Linked DNA regions of Homo sapiens: region 1 is linked to region 2. A link is an interaction called in ENCODE POLR2A ChIA-PET data of the cell type or tissue named here. Cell type or tissue: GM12878. All regions are shown on one strand. Each heading gives the region's core, and the rest is flanking DNA. Links, peaks and the distances in the headings are about the cores only.

Region 1 (4,394 bases), core at 235-4,234, 480 kb before region 2:
TTGATTGATTGAGACAGGGTCTTGTACTGTCATCCAGGCTGGAGTACAGTGGCACAATCATAGCTCACTGCAGCCTCAAATTCCTGGGATCAAAGGAGTTTGATCCCAACTCCTGGGATCCTACCTCAATCTCTCAGGTAGCTGGGATTATAGGTGTGCATCACCACACCTGGCTATCTGAATATGTATGTGTGTGTGTGTGTGTGTGTGTGGGTGTGTGTGTGTATATATATATATATATATACATATATATATATATAGAGAGAGAGAGAGAGAAAGAGAGACTCTCACTATGTTGCCCAAGCTGGTCTCGAACTCCTAATCTCAGAGAGATTCCCGCCTTGGCCTCCCAGCCTTTCCAAGTCTTTTTAGTTGGTTCTCTTGTGAGTACCCTTTCATCCCTTGGTGATTTTAATTGCTCTTCTCTGGATAATTCTTAAACTTGCATCATGTAATTAATGCTGCACAAAGTAAATTAAGACTGTGACTATGCAGAAACCCAATAGCATAGTGCTTAAAAGAAGGGGCTCTGGCTGGGTGCAGCAGCTCACGCCCGTAATCCCAGTACTTTGGGAGGCCACGGCAAGCAGATCGCTTGAGGTCAGGAGTTTCAGACCAGCTTGGCCAACATTGCAAAACCCAGTCTCTACAAAAAATACAAAAATTAGCCAGGCATGGTGGCATTTGCCTGTAGTTCCAGCTACTCAGGAGGCTGAGGCATGAGAATCACTTGAACCCAGGAGGCGGAGGTTGCAGTGAGCCAAGATCATGCCACTGCACTCCAGCCTGGGCAACAGAGTGAAACTCCGTATCAAAAAAAAAACCAAAAGCTGGTGAGGGGGTGGGGCCTCTAAAATTAGATTGCCTGAGTCTGAATTCTGAATTCACTACTTGTTAGCTCTATTTCCTTGGACATACTGTTTACCTTCTCTGTTTCAGTTCTTTTATCTATAAAATGAGAAAATATTATCTGACTCATAGCATTGTCAAAAAGTTTATGCCAGAGATAAAGTGTTAACAACACTGGCTGGCACATGGTAAGGGCTTAATAAACATTAGCTATTACTATGTAAAGGAGTAGAATGTCTTCTTTACTATTTCTACAAAGTCCCACTGCTAAATTTGACTGGCTTAAAAACAACACAAAAGAAAAAAAAGTCTTTAGCTTTTAGCCTTTTTAGCTAAAACAATAAATTGGGAATCTCATAGAATTTTTTTATTTTATTTACTTTTTTCTCAATTACTTTTTTATTAAGGGATATTTGACAATTAAAGATTGTATATATTTAAGGTACACAATTTGATGATTTGATATGCTTATATACATTGATCTCCAGAACTTACTCATCTTGCATAACTGAAACTATGTACCCCTTGACCAACATCCCATTTGCCCCTTCCCCTAGTCCCTGGTAGCCTTCCTTTAAATATATGCTCAGAAGTGGGATTGCCAGATCATAATATAGTTCTATTTTTAACTTCTGAGGAAACTACATACTGTTTTCCATATGGCTATTTACATTCCCACCAACAATGTTCAAGGGTTCCCCTTTCTCCACATCCTCACCAACATTTGTTATCTTTCACCTTTCTGACAATAATCATTCTAGCAGGTGTGAGATAGTATCTCACTGTAGTTTTGATTTGCATTTCCCTGATGATTAATAATGTTGAACATTTTTCCATATGACTGTACCTGTTGGCCACTTGTATGTCTTCTTTCAAGAAATGTCTATTCCAGTCCTTTGCCCATTTTTAAAACAGGTTGTTCATTGTTATTACATTGTATAAGTTCCTTATATATTTTGGATATTAACCCTTATCAGATATATGATTTCCAAATATCTTCTCCTACTCTGTAGGTACCTTTTGACTCTGTTGATAGTTTTCTTTTGCTGTACAGGAGCTTTTCAATTTGATGTAATCCCATTTGTCAATTTTTAGTTTTGTTGCCTGTGCTTTTGGTGCACACACCTGCAGTCCCGGCTATTCAGGAGTCTGAGGTGGGAGAATCGCTTGAGGTGGGTCAAAGCTGCAGTGAGCCACAGTCATGCCACTGTACCCAGCCTAGGTGACAGAAAGAGACCTTGTCTCTAAAAAAAAAAGTTAAATATAGAATATGGCCCAGCATTTCCACTGCTAGACATAAAAGAAGTGAAACCAGGGACTCAAACAGATACTTGTACACCACCGTTTATAGAGGCATTACTCACAATAACTGAAAGAGGGGAAGAACTCAAGTGTTCATCAACAGATGAATGAAAAGCAAAACATGGTATATACACATAATAAAATATTATCAGCCATAAAGAGGAATGAAGTTCTGATACATGCTACAACATAAATGAATCTTGAAAACATTATGCTAGGTGAAATAAGCCAGATAAAAAAGGACAAATATTGTATAATCCTCCTATATGAGGTATCTAGAATAGACAAATTCATAGACACAGAAACTAGAATAGAGGTTACCACAGGCTGGAGGGAAGGGCAATGGGAATTACTGCTTAATGGGTAGAGGTTTTGTTTGGTTTGGGATCGTGAAAAAGTTCTAGAAATAGATGGTAGTAATCATGGTTACACAACATTGTGAATGTACTTAATGCCACTAAATTATACACTTAAAATGGTAAAAATAGTAAATTTTGTTATAGATGTTTTACCACAATAAAATAGTAATAACAATAATCATCATTATTCTGGCCCCAAATAGCTTTAACTCAGACATAATTTCCCCTACTTCTCAATACCATGTACCTTATATTACACTCTCCTATTCTACTGCTTGACCTTCTGTGAAGGTACAACATACTTTCCAGCTTTCCTGGCCTCATTTATGTTCCTCCTGTCCTTATCCCTTTCTCATTTTGTTAAATTACTAAAGATCACCTTTTCAGTGAATTATTTCGCTCTTGACTTCCTGAGGAAGTTAATCAGTTATTCCTCTGTATTCTCAAACCCCTTTGTAAGCAGCTTTACTATAGCATTTAATCATGCATTATGGATTATTTTTCTATGTGTGCCTCCCTCACTTCTTCAAAGAACGGGAATCTTACTATCTTTCTATCCCTATCACATACCACATGGTATTCAACTTTCCCAAATAAATGACTTATGCATATAATAAACTTTGAACAATCATAAAGCACTATATCAATAAATGGTTTTATTTCATTCTGCCCATTGAGAATTAGTATCATGTGGGCTGAACACGGTGGCTCACGCCTGTAATCCCAGTACTTTGGGAGGCCAAGGTGGGCGGATCACGAGGTCAGGAGATAGAGACCATCCTGGCTAACACTGTGAAACCCCATCTCTACTAAAAATACAGAAAATTAGCCAGGCGTGGTGGTAGGCTCCTGTAGTCCCAGCTATTCGGGAGGCTGAGGCAGGAGAATGGCGTGAACCTGGGAGGCAGAGCTTACAGTGAGCGGAGATCGTACCACTGCACTTCAGCCTGGGCCACAGAGCCAGACTCTGTCTCAAAAAAAAAAAAAAAAAAGAATTAGTATCATGTTAGTTTCCAGCTTATGAGACAAGTCCCTGATGATAAGCAGTATAACTTGGATACAGGCATACCTTGTCTTATTGTACCTTGCTTTATGCGTTTCTTATAACCCTGCATCGAGCAAATGTATTGGCACAATTTTTCCAATAACATGTGCTCACTTCATGTCCCTATGTCACATTTTGATAATTCTCAAAATATTTCAAAATTTTCTTTATTACATCTGTCATGGTGATCTGTGATCTGTGACCTTCAATATTATTATAATTGGGGGCACCACAAACTGCACTCATAGAGGACAGTGAGTTTAATCAATAAATGTTGTGTGTGTAAATAGAATAAACAACTTTATAGAAACAGAAAGTAGAATAGAGGTTGCCAAGGGTTGGGGAGACGATAACGGGAGTTACCATGGAATAACCATTCCCCCATCTCTCTTCCTCTCCTCAGGCTTCCCTATTTCCTGAGACAAAACGATACTACAATGACCTCTAAGTGTTCAAGTAAAAGAGTTGTATGTCTCTCACTTTAAATCAAAAGCTAAACATAATTAAGCTTAGTGAAAAGGGCACGTCAAGAACATAGACAGGCCAAAAGCTAGGCCTCTTGTGCCAAACAGCCAAATTGTGAATGCAAAGGAAAAATTCTTTAAGGAAATTCAAAGTGTTACTTTAGTGAACACATGAATAACGAGAAGGCAAAACAGCCTTACTGTTGCTGATATGGAGAAAGTTTCCATGGTCCAGATAGGTCAAACTAACCACAATATTCCCTTAAACCAAAGCCTAATCCAGAGCAAGGACTTAACTCTCTTCAATTCTATGAAGGGTGAAGGGTAAAGAAGCTGTACAAGAAAAGTCGGAAGCCAGCAGAGGTTGGTTCATGA
Region 2 (4,394 bases), core at 116-4,115:
GAAGAGAAGCAAAAAAGTCTGCGTTTTCTGATATGTTCTTCAGTCTCTTCCTTTCGTAGGGTGACAATCCCGAAAAATCCTATAAAATTACACCAAAAAGATTCCATTACTTTATATAATCTACAGGAAAAGCACTTCACAAAACTACATGTTTCATTTTCTACATGAATACTTTACTTCAAATTGTACTATCTCTATTCATTTCATCATCTTACCAAAACAGACGTTTGCTGAATTGGATATTTCAGTAAGTCTGGATTTGGGATACCCCCAAAATATCTGTATGGCTTCCCAGTTAAGAAGTGATCTGATATTAGAAATCAAGTAGTATGATCTAGTAGCAAATTATTTCCTAGTGGCAATTAATTGTACTATTACACAAAAGTTATTTTTGGCCAGGGGCAGTGGCTCACGCCTGTAATCCCATCAATTTGGGAAGCTGAAGTGGATGGAACACCTGAGGTCTGGAGTTCAAGACCAACCTGGCCAAAATGGTGAAACCTCATCTCTACTAAAAATATAAAAGTTGGTCAGACGTGGTGGCTCACACCTGTAATCCCAGCACTTTGGGAGGCCGAAGTGGGCAGATCACCTGAAGTCAGGAGTTCGAGACCAGCCTGGCCAACATGGTGAAATCCTGTCTCAACTAAAAATACAAAAAAAAAAAAAAAATTAGCCAGGTATAGTGGCAGGAGCCTGTAATCCCAGCTACTCAGGAGGCCGGGGCAGGAAAATCGCTTGAACCTGGGAGGTGGGGGTTGCAGCAAGCCGAGATCGCACCATTGCACTCTAGCCTGGACAATAAGAGCGAAACTCCGTCTCAAAAAAAAAAAAAAAAAAAGTTATTTTTTTCCAACAAAAAAACTTCCCTTAAACGCAGTAGAGTGAGTAAGTACATGTCTCTACTTTCTCCTAAAAAGCCACTAATGTAACAGTAAGCTAATTTTTTAAAACCCTGAGATATAAGGCAGTATATTCAGGAAATAGCAAAATACTGTAAGAAAAGAAAATTCAAAAAATAAGAACTCAATAGTTTTTAAATCCATGAAAAGGCTTAAATTTAGAAAGTAGAACAAAAAGATAAACACATGAACAGAAAAGACAAAAAAATACTCAGTCTTAGAGGTCCAATATCCAATTCATTGTTCGAGAAACTGCTGAGAAATTGGAAGAGAATCAATTATTAAAAAATAATATAAATGGCAGGCCGGGTGTGGTGGCTCACGCCTGTAATCCTAGCACTTTGAGAGGCCGAGGCAGGCAGATCACCAGGTCAGGAAATCAGGACCATCCTGGCCAGCATGGCAAAACCCAGTCTCTACTAAAAATACAAAAATTAGCCGGGTGTGGTGACACACGCCTGTAGTCCCAGCTACTCGGGAGGCTGAGACAGAAGAATTGCTTGAACCCGGGAGATGGAGGTTGCAGTGAACCCAGATCATGCCACTGCACTCCATCCAGCCTGGGCCACAGAGCAAGACTCCGTCTCAAAAAACAAACAAACAAAAAAAAAAAAGAAAGGGCTGGGAGCAGTGGCTCACGCCTGTAATCCCAGCACTTTGGGAGGCAGAGGCAGGCAGATCACAAGGTCAGGAGATCGAGACCATCCTAGCTAACACAGTGAAAGCCCATCTCTACTAAAAAATACAAAAAATTAGCCGGGCATGGTGGTGGGCGCCTGTAGTCCCAGCTACACAGGAGGCTGAGGCAGGAGAATGGCATGAACCCGGGAGGCGGAGCTTGCAGTGAGCCGAGATGGCGCCACTGCACTCCACTCTGGGCAACAGAGCCAGACTCCATCTCAAAAAAAAAAAAAAAAGAAAAGAAAAGAAAGAAAAATAACGTTAAGTGGGAGACCAAAGCAGGAGGATCACTGGAGCCCAGAAGTTCAAGTTTGTAGTAAGCTATGATGACACCACTGTGTTCTAGCCTGGGCAACAGAGTGAGACCCCATCTCTAAAAAATAATAGTTTGAAAACAAATATTATTTTAAAGTTTCTCAAAACTAAAGACATGAGCTTCCAGATTAAAAAGGCCCAATGAGTATGCAGCCTTTGGATGCATAATGAATGAAAAAGGACCCAGGCAAGCAAGCTCAGTGGCTCATGCATGTAATCCCAGCACTTTGGGAGGCCACCAGGCAGATCACTAGAGGCCAGGAACTTGAAACCAGCCTGGCCAACGTGTCGAAACCCCGTCTCTACTAAAAATACAAAAAAACTAGCTGGGTGTGGTAGTGCACACCTGTAATCCCAGCTACTTGGGAGGCTGAGGCACAAGAGTTGCTTGAACCTGGGAGGCAGTGGTTGCAGTGAGCCGAGATCACACCACTGCATTCTAGCTGCCAGGGCAAGAGCCGAGACTGTCTCAAAAAAAAAAAAAAAAAAAAAAAAAAACAAAGCAAGCCGGGTGCAATGGCTCATGCCTGTAATCCAAGCACTTTGGGTGGGCAGATCACCTGAGATCAGGAGTTCGAGACCAGCCTAGCCACCATGGTGAAACCTAATCTCTACTAAAAATACAAAAATTACCCAGGCATGGTGGCGCATGCCTGTAGTCCTAGCTACTCAGGAAGCTGAGACAGGAGAATCGCTTGAACCTAGAAGGCAGAGGTTGCAGTGAGGCAAGACTGTGCCACTGCTCTCCAGCCTGGGCGACAGGGTGAGACCCCACCTCAAGAAAAAAAAACAAAAAAACAAAAAAAAAACAAAGATGAACCCAGGCCTCGGCATGTTATCACAATTTTTTTTTTTAAAGTGATAGCGTCTCACTCTGTCACCCAGGCTGAAGTGCATTGGCTTGATTATAACTTACTGCAGCCTTGCACTCCTGGGCTCCAGCCTTAGCCTCCCAAGAAGCTGAAACTACAGGCCTGCCTTACCACACCCAGCCAGAAAAGATCTTAAAAGCATGCAGAGGGGAAAAAAAGATCACAAAGAATCCAGAATCAGAATGGCACAAACTTTCAACATTGAAGGAAGCTGGAAGACAATGGAACAATGCATTAAAAATTCTAAGGAAAGATTATTTTCAACTTACAATTCTAAATCCAATTAGGTCATCAATCAAATATAAAGCTAAAGACTTTTTCTGGGCCAGGTGCAGTGGCTCACGCCTATAATCCTAGCACTTTGGGAGACTGAAGCCGGCAGATCACGAGGTCAGGAGTTTGAGACCAGCCTGGCCAATATGGTAAAACCCCATCTCTATTAAAAAAACAAAAAGTTACAGTAAGCTGAGATCGCACCACTACATTCCAGCCTGGGCGACAGGTGAGACTCCGTCTCAAAAAAAAAAACAAAAAAATTTCTCTGATATGCAAAGTATTTGCCTCGTATACACTTTTTCTCAGAAAGCTGTACTTCACCAAAATGAAAGAATAAACCAAGAAAGAAAGACATGGCATGCGCGGTGGCTCACGCCTGTAATCCCAGCACTGTGAGAGGCTGAGGCAGGCAGATCACTTGAGGTCAGGAGTTAAAAACCAGCCTGGCCAACATGGAGAAACCCCTTCTCCACTAAAAATACAAAAAATTAGCTAGGCATGGTGGCACACGCCAGTAATCCCAGCTACTCGGGACGCTGAGATGGGAGAATCGCTTGAACCTGGGAGGTGAAGGTTGCAGTGAGCTGAGATCGTGCCTCTGCACTCCATCCTGGGTAATAGAGTGAGACCCTGTCTCAAAAAAAAAAAGTATCTTGGCTGGGCTCAGTGGCTCACATCTGTAATCCCAGCACTTTGGGAGGCCGAGGTGGGCAGCCTGCTTGAGCCCAGGAGTTTTAGACCAGCCTGGGCAATAAATATGGCACACCCACATCTCTACAAAATAAAAAGTCAAAATTAGCCTGGCAAGGTGGCACATGCCTGTAGTCCCAGCTATTTGGGAGGCTTTATTTTTTACTTTTTTAAAACAAGAGTCTTGCTCTGTCACCCAGGCTGGAGTGCAGTGGCCTGATCTCAGCTCACTGCAACCTCCACCACCTAGGTTCAAGCGATTCTCCCATCTCAGCCTCCCGAGTAGCTCAGATTACAGGCACCTGCCACCACGCCTGGCTAATTTTTATATTTTCTTTTTTTTTGGTGGGGAAGTGGGGACAGAGTCTCGCTCTGTCGCCCAGGCTGGTGTGCAGTGGTATGATCTCGGCTCACTGCAACCTCTACCTCCTCAGTTCAAGCAATTATCCTGACTCAGCCTCCTGAGTAGCTGGGACTACAGGTGCCCACCACCATGCCTGGCTAATATTTGTTATATTTAGGAGAGACAGGCTTTCACCATGTTGGCCAGGCTGGTCTCCAACTCCTGACCTCAAGTGATCCACCCACCGTGGCCTCCCAAAGTGCCGGGAGTGCAGGCATGAACCACCATGGCCGGCCTAATTTTTGTATTTTTAGT

Evidence for each region. Peaks named below come from ENCODE experiments on the same cell type or tissue, not always from the same donor. Only the 100,000 strongest peaks of a DNase experiment are listed, where the experiment ranks them.
Region 1: POLR2A ChIA-PET joins it to region 2 with 5 read pairs; 4 of 35 experiments call an interaction of 5 or more read pairs at or near these places.

The regions. Positions count from the first base shown.
Region 1 is chr15:44,306,321-44,310,714 of GRCh38, reverse strand. All of the region lies in intron 1 of GOLM2 (golgi membrane protein 2), which reads right to left. Among named protein-coding and RNA genes, the nearest start is that of GOLM2, 20 kb to the right of the region's middle. In GM12878, for the core only: no CTCF peak of the experiment used is centred there; DNase peaks (open chromatin) are centred at 931, 1,603 and 2,134; H3K4me3 peaks cover 1,621 bases; H3K27ac peaks cover 2,792 bases.
Region 2 is chr15:43,830,746-43,835,139 of GRCh38, reverse strand. It overlaps WDR76 (WD repeat domain 76), which reads right to left. Exons shown (of 13, transcript NM_024908.4): 3 at 1-79. Among named protein-coding and RNA genes, the nearest start is that of WDR76, 5.9 kb to the right of the region's middle. In GM12878, for the core only: no CTCF peak of the experiment used is centred there; no DNase peak of the experiment used is centred there; H3K4me3 peaks cover 819 bases; H3K27ac peaks cover 358 bases.